Linked DNA regions of Mus musculus: regions 2 and 3 are each linked to region 1. The links are chromatin loops, found by intact Hi-C in ENCODE. Cell type or tissue: heart. All regions are shown on one strand. Each heading gives the region's core, and the rest is flanking DNA. Links, peaks and the distances in the headings are about the cores only. Region 1 overlaps Chst15 (carbohydrate sulfotransferase 15). Region 2 overlaps Chst15 (carbohydrate sulfotransferase 15). Region 3 has its middle 22 kb from the start of Chst15.

Region 1 (8,300 bases), core at 131-8,130:
AGGACTCCTCCCTCAGCAGGCTAACTACACATTGGCTGGGCTAGGAGGCTCACTGTCAGAGGATCAGGTCAAGCAGTGGTCAAGGTTTGGGAATTGGAGTGCGTTATAGCCAAACCAGCTTAGCAATGTCTACAACCAAAACTTCAACAGTTTTATTTAGTTGAAGGAGCTAATTGCCTCCTATGAATTTTTCCTCCCCTACTTCCCCTGCTGGCCCTTTCTCCCCTCTTCCTGTCTTCTCTCCTCTCCTGCCTGTCCTAGGGGTCTAGATATGTAGTCAAAGCTGACCTTGAACTCACTATGTGGTTCAGGTTGTCTTTGAACTCAAGATCTTTCTTCCTCAGCACCCGTGAGTGCTGGGATCACAGGTCCTCACCATTCATAAATTTTCCTTTAACAGCAAGATTCATGCGAACACGGCACATTGCAAACATAAAGATGAACCAGTAACTGTCAAGGGAGACTGGCAACTCCTGTGGAAAATGTGGTTACATGCAATTGCACATATATGTGGTGTTTGCTTGGACTTGCAAACATATCCGTCTGCAGGGGGTTCCATGCCTATGTGTGAGACTTTTATTCTGTAGCCCAAATTGTCCTGATAAGTCGCTACCTATCCCTCCAGACCTGGAACATCAGTGATCCCCTACCTCCACCTCCTAGCCGGGGAGGATTAGAGGCATGAGCCACCATGCACAATTTTAAATGTAACTTTAGACGTTCAGGATATCAATGGGAAAAGTCAGGAATTTCACATGGGGTTGTAACCTTGTGTGGATCACAGGTGCCCTGGGTTCCTCTTAAAAGAAGGGGATGGGACAGTACAGAGTGTTTCCTGGCTTCTCTTTGCTGTGGAGTGACTTTTGAAGCCTGGCTGCAAGGACAGTCTCTTTCTGAGGTAACTAGAAGGAATTTTAAACAGCGAGGTACGATGGCTCAGTGAGTAGAGGAACCTTCTGCCAGGGCTAGCAGCCAGAGCTCAGCCTCTTCACATACATGGTGGTTGGAGAGAACCACGTCTTGTCCTCTGACCTCTACATGTGTGCTGTGACTTGCTCTGCCACCCCCACTCCCCCAAAATAACTGCGGGGTTTTGTTGTTTGTTTCTTAAAGCAGATATAGGCAAGGTGGCCTAGCAACAAGCCGGAACACGAGTTTCATTTGTGGAACCTGTGTAAAGGTGAACGAGAGACCTGATTGCACAGAGCTGTCCTCTGGTCTCCACACCTGTACGATGGCCTTTGCATGGCCTCCCCACACTCTGCTAATAAATAAAATAAATTTAACAAGAGAAAGAGACAAAATCACCAACTAACAATAAAACACAGTATTGGTCAGTGTTTGGGGGCAGTGTAGATGTATCTGAGCAGGAAGGGTGGGTGGTATGTTACAGGTGGGAGCAAGAACGGAGGGGGCTCATTTGAAAGAAAGGGAGGAAAATTGTTGTATTTTAATAAATCAAACCAGCTAATGTAATGGCTAGCCGATTTTTGTTGTCGCCCACGTGGTGTGGTTTCACACCCTCGGATGGTAAGATTATCCATTTATTTTATTCGCAGGTTGTACTCAGACTATCTCTACTTCGCAAGTTCCAATAAATCTGCAGATGACTTCCACGAGAAAGTGACGGAGGCTCTGCAGCTGTTTGAAAATTGCATGCTGGATTATTCACTGCGCGCCTGCGTCTACAACAACACCCTGAACAATGCCATGCCCGTGCGTATTCACCAGGGCAGCCCATACAGAGCAGGCCCACTCTGGTGCTATTGTGTGCAGCGGGGCATTGTGAACAGGGTTTTAGTGCAGAGACGGGAGGGAGGTGGGGGGATGGGGACGGAGTGTTTGAATGTGCAAATGACACCCAGCCAGCTGCCTCTGAGCAGTGGCTAATGTGGAAGAAAAATGCTCCCGGCTGAGAGAGGCACAGCAGCAGCTGGGGCCTCTGAGCCTGCTGTCTGTGTCCCTCCTTCCTTGCCTGTCACCCAGAAACTTTGCATCCTGAATCCCCCTGCCTCTCCTAGAGACCCAGGGTGCGCTTAGGAGGGCTGCCATTTAGTAAGGCTCTGCAATTAGAGCTGGCAGACAGGAGGACACCCAGTCCTTAGGTTGTTTCAGAGAATCTTCATAGCATTGGCTTTCAGAATTACCCACCAGTGACGGAATGCTCCAGCAGGCTCTCCACTGCAGAATGTTCTCGCTACCCCTTGTTATCCTTCTCTAACCTTCCAGTCTTATGTAAAATCTCTTGCTGGAGGTGAATCCTCTTAAGTTACCTGAGGTCACATCTCCCACACAAGGCTCCCAGGCCTAAGTGTTTCCCTAGCAGGGCTCTTACATCAGGTAGCCTCCTGCCCGATGTATGCTGTGTCCCACATCCGGCATTCACAGATGTAGATGACTAGCACGCCCCACCTCAGGGCAGTGAGGCTCAGGGGAAAGATGTCAGGCTCTCTGCTTGGCTACTCTGTCCATCTTTTCTTAAGCCAGGGCCAGCAAGCAGGAGTCTGGGCTGTCTTCTTGTATGCATTGTAGTTTGCATTGGCAAGGAAGACTCAACATAGATAACCACATTTTCAGTCAGGCAAGCTTTGGAGGCAGACTGCGGTGTGGGTTCATTCTGGCTTTCCCTGGCTTTGCTCGTGTGTCTTAGCCTCTCTGAAATTCAATTGCTTTATTCTAGGCTGGTATAGGGACGGGAGACTGGGAGTCATTTACATGTGCCATACTGACAAACTATGGTGCTGCGCCCTGGCACACTTAGGTAGAGCCCACCGAGGGGTGAAAGTGCTCAAACCTGATAGGAAAATGATGGACTCTGCCAGCGTTGGCTGCCCAGCAGCCTAAGGCTGTGCCTTGATGCAGGCCCCACTATTGCTGGAGCTTGCTGACACAGGCGGGGCTTCCAAGGCTCTGTCAGGTTGCCTTTTGTAGCCAGCTACCCAGTAATGGGGGGAATCCAAGGCTCAAGTCTAGGCTTTGAAACCCCAGCTTTCTTCAGGGCTCTGGTGTGTCTCCAGAAGTTTCTTCTTTAGGGTTTCCAAGCAGCAGGCTCTGGAGGGTGGGGGAAGGCAGGTGGGAGAAGGCAGGTCGTCAGTTATGAGAATTCAGATGTGCTCGAAGGCAGCCTGCCTCAGGGTTGCTTCCACTCTGGTCCTTTTGGAATTTCTTGGGTTTGATGATGCTGTGGAACTCTGCAACGATGCCTGCAGCGTAGGTGGGATAACAGGGGCGGAGGGAGGGAAGCAGGAACAGGCCAGATGAAGAGTGAGGGGTGATGCCCTCGGCTAAGTTAACATGTTTCCTTAGAAGAGGCAGCAACAGTCACTGAAGCAGCTACCACCCAGTTCTCTCTTCTCAGAGATCTCCTGAGAATTCAGAGAGGGAGGGGCAGATGTAGGCTCATACCAGCCTAAGTTGGCTGGATGTCTTGGGTAGAGAGAGGCAGGGCTTTGGAGTCCTGACACAGGCATAGTTGGATTTCATGGCTGGGAACCAGGGCCTCTCCTGCCCTGCAAAGGATCAGCATCCGATATAAACAGCTGTGGATGTGGTGGTATTTTCATCCCACCCCGAGGTACGCCCTAGGAAATGCAGAGCCAAGCTACATGCATCCTGGCTGCCTCTAAATAGGCTTCCTAGAGACCGGATATCCTCAGCTACATCCTCCCACAGAGAAGAGGGGGATATCCTCAGCTACATCCTCCCACAGAGAAGAGGGGCATGCCTGGTGTGTTTCCTCTCTTTGCTGTCTTCAGGCCAACTGAACATGGAAACACCGTTGTGACTGGACAGGAAGTTCATGGGTTGCCGTGTGAGTCTCTCTACCTCTGGGTGTGATAGATACATTCTTATTTAATCTTTGTCAAGTCCATTGGTGAAAGATAGGAAGTATCTCACTTCAGTTTGTTGCTCACTGGGTACTCTCCTAAACTTTAGCTCCTCACTGACCTCTGAAGTTGTTCCCATTTTACAGATGGGGACACTGAGGCTCACTGAAGGTGTACTCTATTTGCAGCTAACAACAATTTGGATAGCCTTTGAAATCTGTCTTCCTTTTCTTGCTCTTAAAAATGGTTCTGAGACAGCAGGAGGCATCCACTTCAAATTTCATTTATGACAGGCTTTAGCATGACAACAACCATAGCTTAGCACTGCTTGTTTAAGGAGCGCTCCAGGGCCGTGCCATGGCAGTGACGGGTGACTCTGCGGGGCATAGGGGGTGGGGGAGGAGGGGCGGGCAGTTAAGGATGGTGAGCACATTGTTTTGGGAGATGGTTTCTCCCCTCTGGAATGGGGAAAAAGTTCCCTTCTAGCTGCTGATGCATCCTATCTACAGCGTGGGGCATGTGGTTAGTCTCCTGAGTCCTGGCACGGCAGGTGTGCCGTTGCGGCTAGTCATGCATAGCCTATATTAAGTAAGGCCTTCATATGACTCCTCCCTTCCCTACAGTCTTTCCTGCCCCATTACTGTGTCATGGCAACTCTCCCCTCATTTAGGTCCTCAGGTGGCTGTGGCCTTTGGGCAGGACTCATAAAGAGAGGTCCCTGAGAGCTGATCAGAAATGCAAGGTTCCTCTTAGATGTCATATATGGAGGGTTCGGCTGTGGACATTCATCTAAGTCTTGGGGGAGAGTGCAGATGGGAAGAGTTGTTTGCCTAACAGGCCTTCTGCGCATGTGCGTGTGCTCTGGTACGGGAACCACGTGCTTGGGAAAACCTGGCTGCCTAACAGACCTTCTGCGCATGTGCGTGTGCTCCGGTATGGGAACCACGGGCTCCGGGGCCTTCTCCATGCCTCTTTCACGATAGGCTTCCCCTGCCAATCCAAGAGCTTCTTGTCCTTCAGATTTTTCTTTACTTTGATCCACTTTCTCCCCTCCGCCCCCCGCCCTCACGCCATAGCAGGGGTCACAGTTGGTGATGACAGTTGTCTGTCCCCTTATCAGTTTAGAGGTATCTCTAAGCAGTCAGGGCCATGCCTGTTAACTGGCCTCACATCTCCACTGCCTAGTGTGGTGCCTGATACACTGTGGGAACTCACAGTATTTGCTGAATGGATGAAGAAATGAATGTCTGAGTGGGGGGGCTGAGAAACAGAAGGGAGGGAGGATAGATGGGGGGGGGGTGCCGATGAAATTGAGGGAACAAGAAGATTGGGGTGGTTCTTGTCTGGGGCAGAGTTGGGTCTGTGACCAGCTTTAGCTCAAACTTAGTTGCCCTCAGGTGCTTTCTGGACCCCTCCTAGTTGCCTCCTGGGATTCCCATACAATGGTCCCCAGTGGTCTTTAGACTCCTCAAGGCCCTTAGGATCCTGTGCCTCCCTAAGGCGTTCTCTGGGCTCCCCATCAGGTGCTCCCTAACCCCCCCCAGGCACCTTATGGAACCCACAGGGTGCTCATTCTTTGCCAGAGCTTCTCTGTGGTAGAACAAGTGTCACATCCAGAGGGACTGACCTGACTTGGCTTTGTCGTCAGGAGTTAACTGCTGAGTCCAGGCAGACAGCCCTGCCCTCTTGGTCTTGGATTTTTATCAGCGAGTCATCAAGCATCCACAAGCTCAAAAACTCCCCTTGACTTGACCTTGGTACTTCCCTTGACCTTGGTGCTCCCCTTGACCTTGGTGCTCCCCTTGGCCTTGGTGGTTTCTGATTTTACATGAATTGGGCCCTAAATAGCTTCTCTACACCGGTTCTGTTTTGATTCTTGTTCTATTTTGGTTCCCTCCTTATGGACAGGTGTCGGGGAAATGAGATTTTGTCTGGTTCCCAGTCACGGCGGTGGTCTTGCATGCATAGATGGTGTTCCTGAGGGGCCCAGAGTGCTCCCTGGCTGAGGGAAAGGGTTCTAGAGCCAGTGGGTTGGAAGTACACTCACTTCTTAGAGCTAGTGCATATGTAGGAGTCCCATGTCCTCCCTCCTTGGACCATATCTGCCTGTGAGGAAGGTCCTATACAGTCAGGACTCTACAGGTCTTTGAGGGCAGTGGTGGACTTTCACCAAGATGGTTGTAGAAGCTGTTCTGTCCCTGGGGCAGATACAGGGACAGGATGCCACTCCTCTAAAACACCAGTGTCCTGTCCCTGCCAGTTACTTCCTTTCCTGCTGGAAAGTTGTCAAGTTATAAAAAGTAATTTCTCTGGAAGAGATGAGGCCAAGCTGACTGTAAGCCTGGGAAGAGATGGCAAACAGCCTGTGAGTCCCTGCCCTAGCATGGTGTTCGCACGTCTACTCGAGGTTGGAGTCTGCCTGTGTATGTGTTGCTGGGGCTGAGGCATGCTCGGCTCTTTCAGTCCTGATGAGCTATTTGCTCTGATCGTTCTCCTTCCCTTGCAGCTTCCTGCACAGTTAGGGGGAAAAAAACGGTGCAAGGGAAAAGGAGTAGTTGGAGATGAACCCAGTAAGCACCTTCGTGCACTTGGTCAGATGTTTCCTCAGTGTGCTGTCAACACTGAGTTCAGCAGTTCCACCAAGAGCCACCGTGAATGCTGACACAAGGCTTTGCCCCTGGTGACTCGATGGCCCTGCCCCCCCAGGAATTGCAAAATCAAGTTTGTCAGGGAGAACTGTGAAGAGTGTTTGCCCAAAACAGAAAGGCCTGGAGGAGGAGCCTAGAACTGGGAGGAGCCCATGGAAGAAGAATGAACTGGCAGGAGCTAGGAGGAGGAGCCTAGAAGTGGGCGGAGCTATGGAGGAAAAATGAACTGGGAGGAGCTAGGAGGAGGAGCCTAGAAGTGGGCGGAGCTATGGAGGAAAAATGAACTGGGAGGAGCTAGGAGGAGGAGCCTAGAACTGGGAGGTGCTATGGAGGAAGAATGAAAGGAGCTGAAAGCAGCTTCCAAATGAAGAGTCTCAGGGCCTGAGCCAGGGCCAGCCTAGGCCTGCTCACAGCTTTACAAAGCATATGACCATGACAGAGGGAGGACAGAGGGTAGAAGTGATTGATGGAAGATCCATCCAGGAGCCTGAGGGTGTTTAGCAGGTGCTGTTGTGAGTAGACAAAGAGAGGGGGATGTGAGTAGGGAGGTGGCTGGGGTGAGTCGCTCTCCCTTCTGATATCAGCTGTGAGTTCTTGGGTAAAGTCACCAACCATCTTCAAGTTTGGCTCTAGAGCAGGGTTCACAGGACACACCCAAGGCTACTGTGACCCTGGCCACAACTCATGGCATGGCAGGGATTCCGAGTCACATCAGCGAGGGAAAGTGAAGGGCAGAGCCTCTAGTGCACTTCTCCCCTTCAGAGTCAGCACCTCCTCGCCAGGATAGATGCATGATCACATGACCACAACGAGGAACCTTGTCACCCCAAGCTGCGGTGTCCGGAATTCTTACTGGGCCTCCATCACATACAGAGATCCATCTGAAGTCATTGTGTTAGCTTGACATAAAATTCTCCTGTTGAACAATGCAAGCCAGGGAGGGCCTTCAGTGGTCACCTCTGAGGGCAGAGGGCAGATACCAGACCCATCTTTGAGTGGGTCAATTCTTTACTCTAAGCTTGTAGTTTGGCATGAGAGAAGGAACCAGGTAAGGATTTGAGATATGAGTCTGAGGGGAGGAGGAAGGCTTTCCTATGCGTTGGTTTTACCCTCCCCCCCAACCCATGCGTACATTTGGGGTACATCACACACTTCCATGGCCATGGTTGTCCCCATGGATTACAGTGTCTAGGTTGCCTTTAGGTGTCTGTTTTTGACTTTTCACAGCCTGATCGACAGCAGGGAGACAGCCACCCACGTTATGCAAACACCATGTCTGCCCTTAAGAGCCTTCCTGTGCTTCTCACTTGTGAGGAGAGGCTGGAGCCACCTGTGTGAAGACTAATGCAACCCTAAGAGTGGGGAGTCTTCGCGCATGTGGCACAGAGTGCCTTGTGTTAAGATTTGATGTAGGAAGGTAGTTGATGGCTAAGGTGACTCTGTGTTAGTTTACAAAGAGTTGATCCATCGTGCTTTGGAAAAGCACCTCCCAGGTCTGGGGAAGGTTTTCCCGCAGTAACACCCTCTTCCTCCTTCCTAGGTGAGGCTCCAGGTTGGCCTGTATGCTGTGTACCTCCTGGATTGGCTGACTGTCTTCAGTAAGGAGCAGTTCCTCATTCTCCGTCTGGAAGACCACGCATCCAATGTCAAGTATACCATGCACAAGGTCTTCCAGTTTCTAAACCTGGGTATGTGTCATGCTTCAGGTGGGGGTGGGGGGGTGGGGCTCAGCACAAACTTCAGGGATATGGGCTTTCACACACACACACACACACACACACACACACACACGCGCGCACGCGCGCGCGCGCGCGCGATCGAGCGA
Region 2 (8,300 bases), core at 298-8,297, 52 kb before region 1:
AACCCCGCAGGGCTTTGAAAGACATGGACATTCTTTGGTTTCCTATTAGTTTGATTGATTAGATTGTTGAAGGCATCTATGTGTATATAGGTGCACACGTGCATACGTGTATATCCATAGAGCTGTCTGGGTCCAGCTCTTTAGGTAGAAAGCGCTCTCTGGCACTTGGCAGTGATTACAACCATTCTCTGAGGGGCATTTGTAGTCCGTTCACATTGAAGATGAGGGATAGGTAAATCAGAACAATGATTATGGGAATGAGTCTCATCTGTCCTCCGTGTCTGTTGCGACTTCCTCTGTGACTGTCTTCATGTCTCATGTCCAGATTTGCTAGAGACAACTCACTTTCCCTTGCTCTGCAGTGTATGTGTGTGTGTGTGTGTGTGTGTGTGTGTGTGTGTGTGTGTGTGCTTTAGATCTGTTTTCCTTCTCTTTGTGAGTGGTCCCACCCTCTATTTCCACAGCAGCCAAGCCAGAGACTTGGGCATCATCTGTGACAGTGAGCTGATGAAACATACTTGCCTTTGTTTTATCTCTACCACTTCCTATTTCATTTTCCATTTGAAATAGGAAATGAATCTTATTCAGGATTGGAAGGTGTGTATTGGACAGTTGAGTGGATGTGTGGCCAGGCTGATGGATGGAAAGAAGACAGTCGAGAATGGGCAGAAGTGTCTTGGGCCACAGTGCATGGATGGCTTCAGTCTTTTCCATCTGTTTGGTTCCCCACCCTGTCACTGCCTTTGTAGCTACAGAGACCCGCTGAGATGAATGGCTTGACTTGCTCTTTAGCCCCCTTCTTAAGAAAACGTAGTCTGACCCCAAATTGTCACGTGCAGTTTCATCTATAGGTCATGAACACCCACCTGAGCCTTGCTGGCCAGCAGCTGCTTTGAGGTTCGGAAAACCAGGGAGAGAAGAGAGATTGAAAAAAAAATACTGGGAGCCTTGTCTCCTTTGTAGCGGTTGGCTTGTGAACAGGAAAGAGAAGGGAGCCATGGTAGACAGCTAGAACAATAGTCTTAAAAACGGTACTGAAACAACCACAGAGTCCAGACATGAGCATGGGCTGTTAACCTGAGTTCAGTGGTAATTCAGGCAGCCTGGGTCTAGGGATGGGAACTAGGCACCTTAAACATCCACACTGATTACCTCAGTGACCAACGCTATCTTGCCTTGCCCTCTTCCATAGAACTTGATTTGTTCTTGCTCTTTCCCACTGCTGCTTCTAGAGAGTTCTCTGGAGAGTCCTGCCGTGGGTTTCCCCTTTGCTGCTGCTGCCTTGCTGCCTGCTAGTGGACCCCAACACTGCCTGCCTATCCCATGCCCTGCCGTCGCCCACAGGGAACGGTGTCTCCAGGAGATGTTTCTGTGGTTCCCTAGCCCTCTGTCAGGACATTCTGCACCTTGTCTACAGGTGGACTGCTACAGATAACATGTAGTAGTATTCTGCGCTGGTGACATGTGAGCGCCAGCCTTTCTGCCCTGCCTGCAAACACGCTGGCAGATCCTCACCAGATGATCCCTAGTCCCTTTTTGTGTGTTAGGTCTCCCCCAGTCCTCCTCAGATGTCCTTACATGACTGTCACGCTAGAAAGTTTGCCAGTAAATGTTAATTATGCAACAATACACAGATCTGCTTCCCACTGCTTAAGATTAATTCTTTAAGTTGTGGCTAAAATATAAACTTCTTTGTAGTTTAGTAAATGAAGAGAAGAGAAAATAGGTTTCTTTTTCTTTTTCTTTTTCTTTTTTCCAGAGTAGCTTGATTTAGAATCATTCCAGATGTTCACCCAGCATCTCTCTTTCCCGAGCCCAACTGTCTGGAAGCTGTCTTGGGCTGAAAACCTGCCAAGGACCCCCTTAATCTCTCCCCACTTCTAACACTGCCTCATAATTTTAACTATTTTGAAATGATTTTAGACATGCAGGAAGTTGCAGCGTTCCTATGTACCCTTTGCCCAGCTTCCTACAATGATAACATCATCTGTGACCCTAGGACCCCATAAAAGCCAGGAAATTGAGGCTGGCCCAATCTCATTAACCAAGCTGCAGGCCACAGTCTGCGTCTCTTGATGTTATTAAACCCAGGGATTCACAGCACTTTGGAAGCGTTTAGAATTTCACTAAGTTCAGTTCCGTCTTTTATCATTTAGATGATTTTTGGATCCTTTCCAATTGGCAGTCAATGATATTAGTTTCTGCCAGGTCAATAAATCCTTGAAGGGCCACTTTAATGCATTTCATGAATGCTCGATCCTGCTTGATACTCTATGGGTTCCTCTACCTGAAGAGTGGACCCAGATAACCCTCTTATCTGGGTTTGAGGAATTCCTGGAGACAAGGAATGATTCAGGTCAGTGTGGTGTAATGGAACATATGACTGAAAACTGAGGTCTTGAGATCTGATCACAGTAACCAGAATACATGGGGTTACCTAACATTCCGAGTGCCCCCATTTCATAGTTCAAATTCTAGCAACTTAGTAGTAGAGTTGGGACTTGAACCTAGATGATCTGAATCAGAGAGTGCTTGCAGCCTGTTAGCCTTTCAAGCGGGTCTACACACTTTTCTGGCCTGGTTCTCACTGACTGTGCCCTGGTTGCCCCCCACCCCCACCCCCACCCCCAGCTCTGAGATGGGCTTTACTAAGATCTACCACATCTCTTAATGTAAGTGCAGTGGCTTTCCTGGTGAAATGGTTTTACTGGCAGAGCTGGGAGCCCTCAAAAAGAAACAAGCAACCCACCCAACCCCTTGGAGGTGCTTTAAGGTGAGATTTTTGTAGTTGTATTTAATGTGATAGGAGCCTTAGTTCCCATTGAATTATCTTTTGATGTGTTTTAATTAGGCCATCTGCAAACTGATTTCAAGATGCAAAATCCCGAGTGGCCGGCCAGCCCAGCACCCCCATGTACTTAGCTCAGGACTCACATGATGTGTGTGCATCCCTTTCTCCCTGTCATGGGTGCCATTAATGGTGACATGCCACTAGTATAGAATATGGGAACTTTGTCTGCATAATTGGGTTTGCAGTCTCTACCAAGGAAGCCTGCTTATAAATGGTGTTTAAGCTGCACAGGCTTGGGGGACAAGCTGTAAAAACCAACAGTGCAGAGCACTGGGTGAAGGGCTTAATTTTCTCTTCTGCTTGGGGACCAAACACATTACTCCACGAAGGTAAAGATTTTCCCATTTATAGAGGCTGTGAGGGATAAGCCTCGGCTCATAAATTTCCTCCATGGCCTCTCCTCAGAGCCTGTGAGATGGCCTGACTCCGGGGACCAGTGTCTAACTACATTAGTGCGATAAATTAAAGGGCCCAGTGTTGGCTAAATTGTCAGGCAGAGCTGCATGGGAGCTGGCCCTGAGATTGGACTTGTGATAAACAGGCTTCTGCTAGCTCCTCCTAGGAGAGGGACCACTCTCGTCCCCATTCCCAAGCACTCCTAGGAAAGCTCCAGTGATAACCCAAATCTGAGACAGAAGGTAATGTTCAGAGTGAGTCGTCATCAGCTGGAATGCATAGGAAGGAATTCCTGGGTATGTTTTCTCCATTCGATCTCATTGTCATTGTCATTCTATCTGTCTTGTCTGTTGTCTGTCTGTCTATCTATCTATCTATCTATCTATCTATCTATCTATCTATCTATCTATCTATCATCTATCTATCATCTGTCTGTCTATCTATCTATCTATCTATCTATCTATCTATCTATCTATCTATCTATCATCTATCTATCTATCTATCTATCTATCATCTATCTATCATCTGTCTGTCTATCTATCTATCTATCTATCTATCTATCTATCTATCTATCTATTGTCTAATTTGTTCTAGGCTATTCTTAGGTTAAATATGTAGCCACGGATGACCGTGACTTTCTGATCCTCCCATCTTTGGATTGCAGATGTGTGCCACCACACTTGGTTTATGCAATGCTGCGGATTGAACCCAAGGCGTTGTCTATGCCAGGCAAACATTCTTACCAATGGTCTTAGTAACCTTTTTATTGTGATAAAGCATGTGACCAAAGCCACATAGAGAAGAAAGTGTTTAATATGGTGCTTATGGTTTCGGACGGTAGAGTTCATAATGGTGGAGAAATGGACACACAGGGAATATTGCTAGTCTTTTGGAACCACAAAGCCTGACCCTAACGACACACCTCCTTCAAGGCCATAGCTCCTAATCCTTCTCAAAAAGTTCCACCAACTGGGGATCAAGTATTCAAACATGAGTGTATGGGAGCCATCATCATTCCAAACTGAGCGATATTCCCGGTTTTCATTATTAAACTTTTTATGAATCTATAGACTGGCAATGTGATTTTCAGGCTTTGGTGCAACATGGTCCTAAGAGTCCCATATTAAAGAAGCCAGAACTTCTTTATAGCAGAGCATTAAATGAAGTACACAGAGGGTTTGAACATGAGTTGACTTTACAAATGTTCATGTAGCTGGCTCTGGAAGCTTGCATGATACTGAATCTGGAGGGATCTGATGTAGGGCACCTTGGGAGAGTCAGAGTGTGAATGCCCAGATGGCAGAGGTGTGCTGAATTCTGTGTACAAATCTCCGAGGGGTTTGGCCAGGTGCCATTCTGGGGACATAGTGTGCCTGTCTGGAGACACTCTTAGGAATGCTTAAGGAACTGAAGCAACACATCATGATTTTCCTAATCAGAGCTGGGGTTTCATTGGCTCTCAGATTCCATGGGTCAAGTCTCTGGAGTAATTGCCCCTGGAGTAATCCAGAATTAACTGGGACAAGGATCTAGGCGTCTAATGAAGCCTAATGTCTTCACAGCTCTGCCTTGAAGACAAATCTCTTCCTGTCCTCTTGCCTCTCGGCCTCAGTCCCAAGATGGGAAGTCCATCTCCTCACTCCTCTTGGCTTTTCACCTCTGATATTTTCTGCTTGGGCTTTGTCCTTTGTAGCTGAGTGGAATGTCCTTGGAGAGAGCCCAGGATTTCAAAGGCCTCCATAGGTCATTCTAGTCACTGTGAAGAATGTCAACCTACAAAGACAAGGGGTTTCCAGGGGAGGAGAGGGCATTTCTGGGAGGATATATCTCTCCCCTGGAGCAAGTGGCTGCAGAACTTGGCAGGAACTTTGCCTGGACTGGTCGAGACATGGTAGGTGATAGAAGTGAGAACAGTGTCAAGGGATGTCTGCCAGAGAGGGACACTACCCTCCAGGACAGTTCAGACTTAAAATGGTTTTTGGTCGGAAATGGTAATCTTGAAGAAGGATTAAAGTTACCTAAACATTAGGGAAAGTTACCTAAACAGGAGAGCTGCCCCATTCCACACTGCTTTGGAGATGGATCACTGGGTAGTGGTGTATAATGGCCTTGGTGGTCACCAACTTTGTCCTCAGTTTGTACAGAGGCCACTGGACTTGTGAATCCCCAGCCAGCCAGGACTCTGTTCTCATGCTGTGTTGTCACAAGTTGATAAACCTGAATGGGACTGTGATTCTTGAAAGAAAGTAACTGTCTTTTATGCCTCCCGGCTACAGCTACGGGGAGAAAGTGTGGCAGGTAGCCAGGTGTCCTGGGGTACAGTGAGTGGAAGTCAGCTATACCTGCTTGCCTGGAATTAGATCCTCATGGACAGTGGAGTACTAAACCAGTGTTTAACACAGTGAGCGAATAACAAGTACAGAGCTTATACATTCAGCTGAAAGCTGGTTTTATTTGTTTTCCTTGGTAAGAGAGCCACAATCACTGTTTTTTTACTTTAAAAGGGAGAATAATAGGATTAAACATCTCTATGATACTCTTATTAGCTGACGTGAGAGCCTGATACACTTGGCTAGGTCTGGCTTAAAGATATTAGGGGGGGGGGGGCGGAGGATGTCTCAATTGAGGAGAGGGTGTGGTGGCAGGGGGAGGGGGGATGGAGAGGGGGAGGGGGAATAGGTGTACCTAAAGCCATTTCTGCCCTCTGCAGAACATCAGCAGCTTGAGTAGGGCAGAGTCTCTTCTGTTGTGTCTGCTCACTGTGCCCAGAGCCTGGCACAGTGGCACTCAATGAAATCTGGACAATGAATGAAAGAACCAGGTACTAGGTTCCTGTTAGTGCCTTGGACTTGGCATCCTGGACAATGCTTTCAGATGAAGGCAAGCTATGGGGATAGAAAACCAAGCTGCAGTGTTTGGATGCTGTGGCCCATGTTTTCCATAGCTTGTAAGTCAATTTCTCCAGTCCGAAGAGGCAGGCGGCATGATGCCCTGATTTATAGAGGTGCACATTTGGATCCTGCCTTCACAGAGTTACTTCTTAGAGCCTTAGGGTGACCTTGCTGGTTGCAGCTAGGGGCATGGTAGCAAACTGCTGGGTGGTGCATTAAGTAAGTGCAGTTAGCCCAGTCTGGGGAGGGGACTGGGTAGTGTCCCAGAGCTCCCGGCTGTGGTAGAGGAAGCTTGGAGAGGAGGCTTCTACAGGGAGGGTCTGAATCCAGACGCAAGGGGAGGAAAGAACCAGGAAGACCCCTTGAAGGCAGGGCTGCAGTCATTCTGTGAGCATGGTGTTGGTATCAGGAACCATCAGGGAAAAGGTTATCCAAATGTCAGCATGGCTTGTGAATCTGAGGCTCTTCTTCTAAGCCTTAGAATATGCTAGAAGCCTGTCGAGGCTTGCATTGATTTCCCAATGGGCCATTTTTAAAATTAACAATCCTTCCTTCCTTCCTTCCTTCCTTCCTTCCTTCCTTCCTTCCTTCCTTCCTTCCTTCCTTCCTTCCTCCCTCCCTCCCTCCCTCCCTCCCTCCCTCCCTCCCCCCCTCTCTTCTTTCTTCTTTCTTTCATGTGTATGGGTGTTTTGCTTGCGTGTATGTCTGTGTGAGGGTGTTGGATCCCCTGGAACTGGAGTTACAGACAGTTGTGAGCTACCATGTGGGTGCTGGGAATTGGACACTGGTCTTCTGGAAGAGCAGCCAATGCTCTTAACAGCTGAGACATGTCTCTAGGTAGAGCCCCTCTATTTTCCTTATCTTACACTCTTCCTTGACCACCCCAGAGTTCCTCCCCCTTCAGTCCAGTGGCTCACATGTTCAGTGTCTCTGATGATGCTAGGCTTCTATGGCCAGCACTTAGGGTCCCAGCGATTTGCTTTCACTCTCTTTGAGGGTTTGAGATATTTCCTGTAAACGTCTTGTAAAGTAGAAACTTTAGGGCAGCCCAGGGACTAGAAGGCTTCCTTGCATGGGGATGCTGGCTCTGTGAAGTGACCTGAGGATTCTGGGATGAAACAGCAAGTCCTTCTGGGGTGGGGTGTAACAGGAGCATCTAGGGTTATTATAAACCACTCACGCTTCCACCCTAGAAAGCCTTGTAAGGAAAGATGCCAAAAGGAGTGGGTATTTGACATTCCTTGAAATGCCCACTGAAGTTTTCTTCCCTGTCTTTAGGCCCCAATGTGCCAGTGGCCACTGGGCGGATGGAGCAAGGCTTGTAGCCTCCTGCCTGACTCCTCTAGAGAGGAGCCATTCAAGTCCTTGGCACCTGGAGGCCATTAGCCCCCTGACTCCGTGCTGGATCATAAAATAAGCCCTAAGTGCTTATGAATGCTGCTAACCCTTTAAAAATGTATGGACAGCGGAAGTTCAGTTTGGCACCTCTGAAAGGAAATGGCATTGGTCTGATGGAAAAACACTCACCTTCATGGTGGAGGTGCAAGGGGTAGGTGGTTAGAACGGCCCATGGGTTCTTCACCCCTTTACAGGTAGAAACTTAACTCTACCCATTAAACATGATGAATTATTTTTACCATTTTGTTTTTGAGACAAGACTTTGTGTAGCCCGGGTTGGCCTTGAACTCCTGATCTTGCCTTTTCCTCCTGAGTTCTGAGATTATAAGCGTGAGCTTATGGACTGCTTTTAAATTGGAATACAACGTACATGAACAACATCTGCCACAAGCATAGAGCTTGAAGGATGTTCCCAAACAGCTCCCTCAGGGACAGCCAGCAGGGCTATGCACAGCAACCTAGAAGTCCCTGGCCCTGCTCTATGCATCACTAACCACCTCCCCACCCTGCTTATGGGAAACCTGTCCTCCCTTCCATAGCCTTGATCTTTTTGTTTGGATCTTGGACTCCATGACAGTGGAATCATGGGGTGTATTTGCCTTTATATTTGGACTCTTTTGTTTGATACCATATTTATAAAATTCTTCCCTAATTTTGCATGTTCATTTTTGTAGCCAGGTTGCGTTCATCCACTCCACTGTGAGATGTACAATTTGGAGCATCACACACAGAACTCGGGCCGCTCTAGATTGAGTATTTTGGCA
Region 3 (8,300 bases), core at 297-8,296, 94 kb before region 1:
TTCAGTCTTTCTCTCTTTTTAAAAGTCTTCTTTAATCAGGGACTGGTTGGTTTGCAGGCACTGTTGACTGGACCGTTGTCTAGATCAGGCCTTGAACTCCCTGAGCCAGCCCATCAGCAGAGGGCTAGGCTGGTGGGAGAAAAAGCCTACAAAGGCCTTTGTTTTAAGCTGTCAGGCTTTTGTTATCCATGGCCGCTCCCTATATCTGTCTGCCAACAGGGAAACTAACTCTCTGACCTTCAGGTGGAAAGACTGGGATGGCAGTTGCAGCCATGTTGGAACCCCCTTCTATACCCAAGCAAAAAAGAAGAGGTGGTGAGGGGACTGGGCTGGGCTAACAGGGCAGTAAGTGTTTTGAGGAGGGGGAGGGGCTGCTCCCCTGCCCCCACCCCCACCCCCACCCCCATTGGCTGTGCTCTCAGGGTCTTATTCAATTGGTTGCTCTGAAAAGAAGTGATGCACAGGAACTGAACACCTTCAGAAGGACTGAGCAGTGGGCCAGTGAGTGAACAAACGCTTTAGTGGATGGAGAGGCTTAAAACATGTACAAGTCTTACAAAATGGGGGGAGGCAAAAAGAGCTTTTTGTTGTTGTTGTTGTTGTTGTTGTTGTTGTTGTTTTCTGAGACCTTGGTGGGCATCAGGGAGTAGTTTCCTCTCTCTCTCTCTTTCTCTTTCTCTCTGTCTCTCTCTCTCTCTTCCCCCGGAAGTTTCCATTTACCAGTGGGGAAGCACCCTCACCAGAATTCAGTCCAGCTTCCATCCTGACCCTGGATTTTCAACCTCCAGAATGGCGAGAATAAACGCCTGTCCAGTCTGTGGTCCTCTGTTGTCATATCCCGAACTGATGAATGACAGCTGGCTCACCCAGGTTTGTTTGTTCGAACATGTATTTGTGGTGTGTGTGTGTGTGTGTGTGTGTGTGTGTGTCAAAGGGGTGTGAATGCATGTGCAGGTCAGAAGACAACCTGTAGAAGTCTTCTGCTTCCATGTGGGTCCCAGGGACTACACGCCTACCATCAGGCTTGGAGGCAAGCACCTTTGTTTGCCTGCTGAGCCATCTTGCCAGCCCCACCCTGAATCTTCAATGATGTGTTTTAGAGGGGAAAGCTCATGTGCTTCTCCCTTTGGTTTTGATTCATCAATCCTAGTGGTTCTCCAAGGTCCAGTTCCATGGATGTTTATGTTTGGTGCCCAAGGGATGATGGGAGCACCGCAGCTCAGAGGTCATATAGCTCAACTCCAGATGAGGGCAGATTTGGTATCTGTCCAGAATACTTTATTAAGGGGTAATTTCTTTCCCATTATAAATCCATTAGGAAATTAGAAATCTCAGTTATGACTTTAAAGTATGGGAATGGAATTTTCATCAGAGCCCCCTAGGAAAGTTTTGTTTTCCTGTGGTAAACGCAGAAATGGAATGGATTTAAGCCCTCTTGGTGAGGATTATACTTCCAGAGGTGGCTGCTGTGCCTGCCTATTCAGCACCTTGCAACGAAGATCCTGTTTTCAGGAAAGCTGACATAAAATCTCACAGTGCTGGCTCTAGGCTGGAACTATGAGCTCACAGGGACTAAGAGGTACCTACTAGGTGCGGGGGCCCACTGGGTGCTGCGCTGTGTGGTAAAGAATAGGGAAAGGAAGAGAGGCAGGCAGAGAGATGCATAGATGTTGTGGATACACCCAGAGCTTGGTCTAGCTGGGGTTTTGAGACAGGCCTGAGAAGAGCAATGCCCATATAGTTTGATGAGCACAATATCAGAGCAACGTCACACCAGGGGTCCCCAGGACAAGGGAGAGTACAGCCGGAAAACGTTAGCTTATAAACAGGACCAGTCTATAACCAGAGTAGCCATGGCTCACACAGTGAAGTTAGCAATACATTTCAAACAGCGAGGCTACATGTATAACTAGGCCAGGTCTGAATGTTACAATGGTCCACAGATCGGAAAACAGACTTTCAGCAGACCTAGATGCAGCACAAACTCAAGACCTGAGCCTGCCAATGCAGAGATGAGCAGAGCAGAGAAAGGTTCTGAGGAGCCAGCTATCTTCCTGGAGGCAAAAGCAGGTTCTCCCCCAACAGCTGTGCTTTCACCAAGGCAGAGGAGTCATCTTTAGCTGAGCCATCAGACAGCAAGCAGAGATGGCCTGCAGTAAGGCCTGTGGCCTGTGGTTGGGGTGGTCAGGGTCAACTCCTAGCACCCAGAAAATTGCAGTTTGATGGCAGAGAATAGAACCCAGATTGACCTCAAAGGAAGAAGAGGGAAATGTATATACAAACTGGTTCTCTATTTGATTCTCCTAAGGTAAATAATGTTTCACAAGAATATTTGTGTACACCTTGATTGCACCTAAGGAGGATGCTCACCAGAGCTTATATCAAAATCTTTATGGCTGATTTTTCAAGGTGAGTATACTTAGACCACAGGCTAAATTTGCCAAGTCAGTACATCTGGACTAAGTTCTAGATATTTGGGTGTCTAATAAGCTCCATATGATTTTAGCATGATCCAAAGTTTTGAGGTGCCGCTGTAAGAAAATGTTAACTTCTTATAACACGTTGCACCCCAAATCTCACCAGTTTAAGATGGTCGGTCTTTGTTCTCTCTCTCTCTCTCTCTCTCTCTCTCTCTCTCTCTCTCTCTCTTTTTTCAGAGTTTCGCTGTGTAGCCCTGGCTACACTGGAACTTGTTTTATAGATAAAGCTGGCCTCCATCTCAGAGATCCACCTGCCTCTGCCTCCTGAGTGCTGGGATTAAGGCATTCATCACCATACCTGGCTTTGCTCTCATTCTTGTAGCAACCCACGAAATGTCCTAATAGCTATCTACCAAGACATCATTGGCTTATTCTAGCTGCTTCTGTCATCAACGCTATCTTCATCCATCTCTGGGGTCCTACTGGACTGTCTGTTCTCATGGACTGTAAGGGAAGCAGCATGGAAGACCTATGGAAGGGTTTGATGGGCCAGGTGGGAAACAGAGTGTCTCATTTGTTTTCTCTGATGAGAACAGGGTCATATAGCCACCCATACCTCCTGCAAGGGCTGCTGGGAGAGGAAGTTCATTGGCAGATGGCTGTCTACTATAGCAATAGTTAACAGATACTGTCTAAGACATCTTTTGGCAGCAACTCTCCTGAATGTTCATCTGTTTTTTTCGCCATAGCCTTCAGCTTGAACATCTGTGTGAAGCTGTTTTCTTCCACCTCCCATTTGAGCATTTCTCTGCGTTGAATCTCCCCCAGATGGTGTCTCAGCGAGCAAGGGTTTGTCCTGCTTGCCACTCTTCCTTCACTGCAGAGCATCCACCACGCTGTTTTACACAGATTATGGACTCAGATGTTACCTTAGTGGATGACTTAACTATGTCGTTGGCACACAAGTTCTCAGTCCTGGGAATAAGGACAGGAGGCTGGTACTGCCTGCCAGGTTTCAGCCCTACCTGTCTCCTACTGGGAAACTTTCCTTAAGCTGTGGTCTCAGTGAGGCTGGGTAACAGAACCAAGTCATTTGGCTTCTGGAAGGATGAACGATGTTATGGTGACATCAAGACTATGGAGACACCATGCTGCTACCACATCTGGGCAGCATGGCTTCTCTACTGTTGTGACAAAGCTCTAGCCATCAGGATGGGGGCAAACCAGATCATTTTGTATTTGCAAACAGCCTGGCCAGGATATTTGTCATCATGGAAAACGACATGCAGGGTGTGTGTGTGTGTGTGTGTGTGTGTGTGTGTGTGTGTGTGTGTGTGTATGTGTGTGAGATGTCATGAGAAAAGCTGTCAGTAAGAAAGGGACCAAGGCCACTGAAACTGGGAACTTCCTGTCTCCAAGAAGTTCCTCAGGCAGGGCAGCCCCCAGAGCAGAGCAGAACAATGGTATCCAGCAGGCTGCCAGGGGTTGTGGACATTGCGGAAAGCACAGAACGCCTTCAGCGTTCAGGGAAACGGATGTTCAGAGGAACTTGTGCTTTGGAAAATGATAATTTCCAGAGTAAGAGATGGTCACGTCAGGAAATGCTATTCAGCAAAACAGACCCTGTGATGGGGGCAGGAACCAAGGGTTTGCGGTAGGTAGGTCAGGAACACTGCAGAAGGCCTGGGCTGTGAGGTCTTCAGGACTCGGGTGGAGCAGGTCATCTCTGAGACTCCATCTCGCTCTGAGTCTGCTTCTGCCTGCACCTCCGTGTTCCCTCTCTTTTCTCTGAATGGCATTTTCTCACCAGCTCTCTCTATCTACCACAGCACATTTGATCCTGAAGTGTCCACATCCCGGACATTGCCTCATCTCTAGATCGCTTGCTCTGGTCTTCCTTCAACTGGCATCTGTGAGATGTCACCATGCCCCTGGCACTGAAAGCCAAGGGGTCACGGGGGAGCGGGGGTGGGGGAGCAGACAAGTTGTCTCCATGGGCTTACTTTGAATTTCTAGTTCTCTAGAGAAAGAATCTAAATGGTGGGAGCCAAAAGACTGCTGGCCTTGGAGTCTGTCACTCTTGTCCAATCAGCTACAGAAGGAAGAATCATATCATGTGACACCAGACCTTCAGAGGTGCTGCAAACAAGCAAAATCTGAGTGCTACCTGCAGCTCATTCCTCAGAATGAAGCCATGTCTACTCCTTGGTATGTCGGCTCATTGATATGCAGAGTTGTGATAAGACACTGCATCTGCAAAGCCAAAGACATTGACTAAGTTTGCTGGAAAACTCATGAAAGTCACAAAAAGACACACACACACACAGAGTGAGAGAGTGAGAGAGCGAGAGAGAGAGAGAGAGAGAGAGAGAGAGAGAGGATCATTTCCTGCTGTCCTTCATTGTCAAGCTGACTCTCTGCCTTCTCTCTGCTTCACACCACCAGCATCCTAAACAACATAGGCTTCTGAGCCATTCAGCAGGATTCAGGCTGAGTTCCCAGTTCCCTCTCATTTCCTCTTATTGTTCCAGCAAAACGTGTTTGAAGCTGGGTGTTTATGGGGAGGAAATGGCCACAGGATGGCCAGTGTTCATCAAGGACGAGAGGGCAGCTTTCTGTACTGATTCTCTGGTGGTTCCAGGAGGGAGCAAGCCTACGCCTCTCTTCCAGGCCCTTTGCCACAGCTTCGGCCCATAATCGCTGAATATTCATCATTGTACCTATGAGGGAGAGCAATGAAGGAGTAGAAAGAGACGTCTGTAGCATTTGGTGGGGAGCAGGTATTCCTCATTTTTGTTGGAGCTGGCTATGGGCATGGGGACTATGGCATGTAGGTAGCCCCTCCCTCTGTGTCATCTCAGACCTGGGCTCCACTCTACCCTGGTGCTGGCTATGAAAGAGATAGGGTCTAATAGGATTAATGCTACAACTTGGGAGAAAAGGTAAAAGTTTGAACTCTCTTCTGCAGTGACTGCGTCACCAAACCAGGCTGACTTTGGGAACAAAACAAAACAAAACAAAACAAAAAACTCCACCTCACCATACCTGGATGCACAGAAAAACAACAAAATCCTTAGTTCCCACTGCACTGTAGCTGAGTACAGGGAGAAGCCAGGACCAAGACAAGTCTCCTCTGGGGCTGGGCAGGGAGGCACTTTTTAGTGAGGAAGAAGAACACCTGCTCCGGATTCTAGAAAGGGGCTTCCAATAAGTGATCCCTGCCCAGGGTCAGCTGGCTGAACTAAACTGCAAAATCAGCCCTGCCTGGGGGCCGCCCTCCGAGTCTGGAGAGGCGATGGTCCAGCATTTGCGTGCAAAATCAGCTCAGCCTAGGGACCTTCCTTCTAGGTCTGGAGAGTGGCTTGTCCAGCTCTTGCCTACCCCCCCCCTTCCCTTGCCTCCCTTCATCAAGCAAAGCTGGTGGGTGAGGTGCTGCTGGCTCTCACAGTCTGTTTCCTTGCATAATTACTTCTTTTACAAAATGGCCAGGGGAGAGTTATCATTTTCCAACTTCTGATCTTAATAATACAGTCCAGCTGCTCTGTGTCACCCCTCAGGGTGCCTGCTGGCAGGCCATTGTCGGGTGGTGGCTGATGGAAAATTAAAAGGATACAGAGAGATGGAATCCCAGCTTGGGTCACAGCTGGGCTACTGAGACAGGGTGGGAGTGGTCCCTGCAAGAGCCACCTCACGCCGGTTCTCCGTCTAGTCCGCGCACCCTTCATTAAAGTGGATCTGGCCCGGGAGCTTCAGAATGTTGGCTTAGAGATGGACTTGTCTCCAAACTGAGAGCCTCCTCAGCTCAGCTTCCCACTAAGTCATCCAAGGAGGGGCTGAATTATCAAATACATGGCCTTGGCCCCAGAAGGGACTGGGGCACAGTGGCAGCTTCTGGCTTCCTCTCAGCTTCAGTCTCTGCCAGCCAAGCGCTGAGGTGGGAAGGAGCCTTAGCCTCCTGGGCTGGTGGTGTCTTGGGGCTGTTTATGAAAGTGACTGGGAGGGATATGGAGGAAAATAGATCTGCCTTCTGTATCCCCAGCCACAGAGGCCCCCTGAAGCAGCTTTACTGAAGGGCTGATTTTATCAAGGGTGGATCAGAGCCAAGTCTGTTATCTGAAGGGGAGCCTGAATGGGCTGCTCAGGAGCCCATGCCACCTAGGAAACCGTGCCTCTGTGGTGTTCTCCTGCAGCAGGTCTGGCTCAGCCTACTCCCACGCCCTCTCAGCCTTGTCTTCAGAACTGAAAGGAAATCTCAAATGGAATGTGTTTTTAGGGTAGCAGTGAGTAATTTTTATAAAAGTACGATTTCATTTTCTTTTTCAAATTCTCGGTGGAACATATGACTATTAGCATTTAAAAAAGTATTCAGGGGGCTGATCCGGGGGCAATTAGAGCAGTCACTTTAAAATCCCCAAAGTGCTCTGAAAGTGGTGTGCTAATGGTGATCAAATTATAAATGCAAGCTGGGTTCCCACTGGAAAGAGAGAGAAAGAAAAAAAGAAAGAAAGAAAAAAGCCTGCTTGAGGGATGTTCCACTTTTCAAGTTAGGAACCCAGGGATAATAGCAGCCTGATCCCAGCTGCACATGGAGACAGTTCGGGCACGAGGAGGAACGAGGAGGACAGTGGGAAGGAAGGGGTCATGATGCCCACCCTGAGGAGCAAGCTCTCTCCATCCTCCGGAAAGTCTCCAGATCAGTCAGGATAAGGGTCAGATTGCTGAACCCTGCTAATTCATCAGCTCCACTTGAAAGTTGGGGAGGATGAATGAGACTCTTAGTGAGAACGTCTAGAACAAGGGTGGGGGCTGGGAAGAATGCACAGTGGTAGAGAGCATGTACATTCTGCTCTTAGAGTCTGAGTCAGTTCTCAGCACCCGTGGCAGGTGGCTCATAAACCATCTGTAGTAAAACAGAAAACTAAGATGGGAGCCTGGACTGATAGCTTGAAATTGCAGGAGTGGTCCCTTCACCATGCTGTAGATATGTCTACTAAGAAAGCCTTCCTCCTTATTGAGTCTTTTTTTTATCCTATCTGTAAAATGGGTTTGTTGGGTGGACTCCCCCCCCCCCCTGCCCCAGGTATGCTTTGTAAATAAAAAAATGAATCATGGCCTCATAACAGATGGGGATTCTTAAGTGAGATGCTTGAGTGCAGATTTACCTCAATCAAAGCTGTAGCTGGTATCTGAACCTCCCTCCCCACCTATTGGTTTCTTGCATTCAGTAATCTATTGGGCCTGTGAGGAGGCCTGCACTGTATGGCTTCTCCTTGAGCTTTGGACTATGGTCCCACAATTCGGTCACACTCCTATTCTCTGGTCTTTACAAATACTTCCATCCCATTTCCTTGTACCCACTTCAGTGAAAACACAAAGCCACCTAAGATTGCCCCACACCCTCCCTTATTGCCCCTCCCCCCACAATCTCTCCTCTCACTGTGGACAGGTCCCTGCAGCTCGATGAGACCTAATCTGTGATGCCAGATCCCACCTTCTCTCACTGACTTCTAGATCTTCTTCTAGCAGTTTTTGACTTCCTCTGAACTGAAGCTTTCTTCCTTTGTGGGTTAACAGATACCCAAAGCTATTCAAACAGGCTGTACTTTCCCCTCATAGGCCAAAACTCATCTTATGATTCCATTTCCGCTCCGTCCACACTCTGCTCATCTGCTTCCTGTCAGAGCTACACTTCTTGAGGACTCTGTCTGTGCGCTCCTGTCAATCTTTGTGGTCTCATTGTTTCAATTTACTATTCTCTGATTAATTGTCCCCCTCATTGACTTGGTCTTAGCATGACATACTTTATAATATACTTTGATATCCACCAGGAATTGTCTCTAAGACCCCATTCTACATCAGCTCCATTATACTACTAGCATA

What was found. Peaks named below come from ENCODE experiments on the same cell type or tissue, not always from the same donor. Only the 100,000 strongest peaks of a DNase experiment are listed, where the experiment ranks them.
Region 2: a loop joins it to region 1, with 2.9 times the contacts of the local background. A loop is called at or near these places in 8 of 42 quality-filtered maps.
Region 3: a loop joins it to region 1, with 4 times the contacts of the local background. A loop is called at or near these places in 2 of 42 quality-filtered maps.

What each region holds. Positions count from the first base shown.
Region 1 is chr7:132,241,280-132,249,579 of GRCm38, reverse strand. It overlaps Chst15 (carbohydrate sulfotransferase 15), which reads left to right. Exons shown (of 8, transcript NM_029935.6): 6 at 1,560-1,716; 7 at 8,016-8,163. Among named protein-coding and RNA genes, the nearest start is that of Gm10584, 70 kb to the left of the region's middle. In heart, for the core only: no CTCF peak of the experiment used is centred there; DNase peaks (open chromatin) are centred at 3,649 and 6,489.
Region 2 is chr7:132,293,574-132,301,873 of GRCm38, reverse strand. All of the region lies in intron 1 of Chst15 (carbohydrate sulfotransferase 15), which reads left to right. Among named protein-coding and RNA genes, the nearest start is that of Gm10584, 18 kb to the left of the region's middle. In heart, for the core only: no CTCF peak of the experiment used is centred there; a DNase peak (open chromatin) is centred at 4,953.
Region 3 is chr7:132,335,230-132,343,529 of GRCm38, reverse strand. No RefSeq gene overlaps it. Among named protein-coding and RNA genes, the nearest start is that of Chst15, 22 kb to the right of the region's middle. In heart, for the core only: a CTCF peak has its summit at 4,990; DNase peaks (open chromatin) are centred at 3,899 and 4,979; H3K27ac peaks cover 2,287 bases.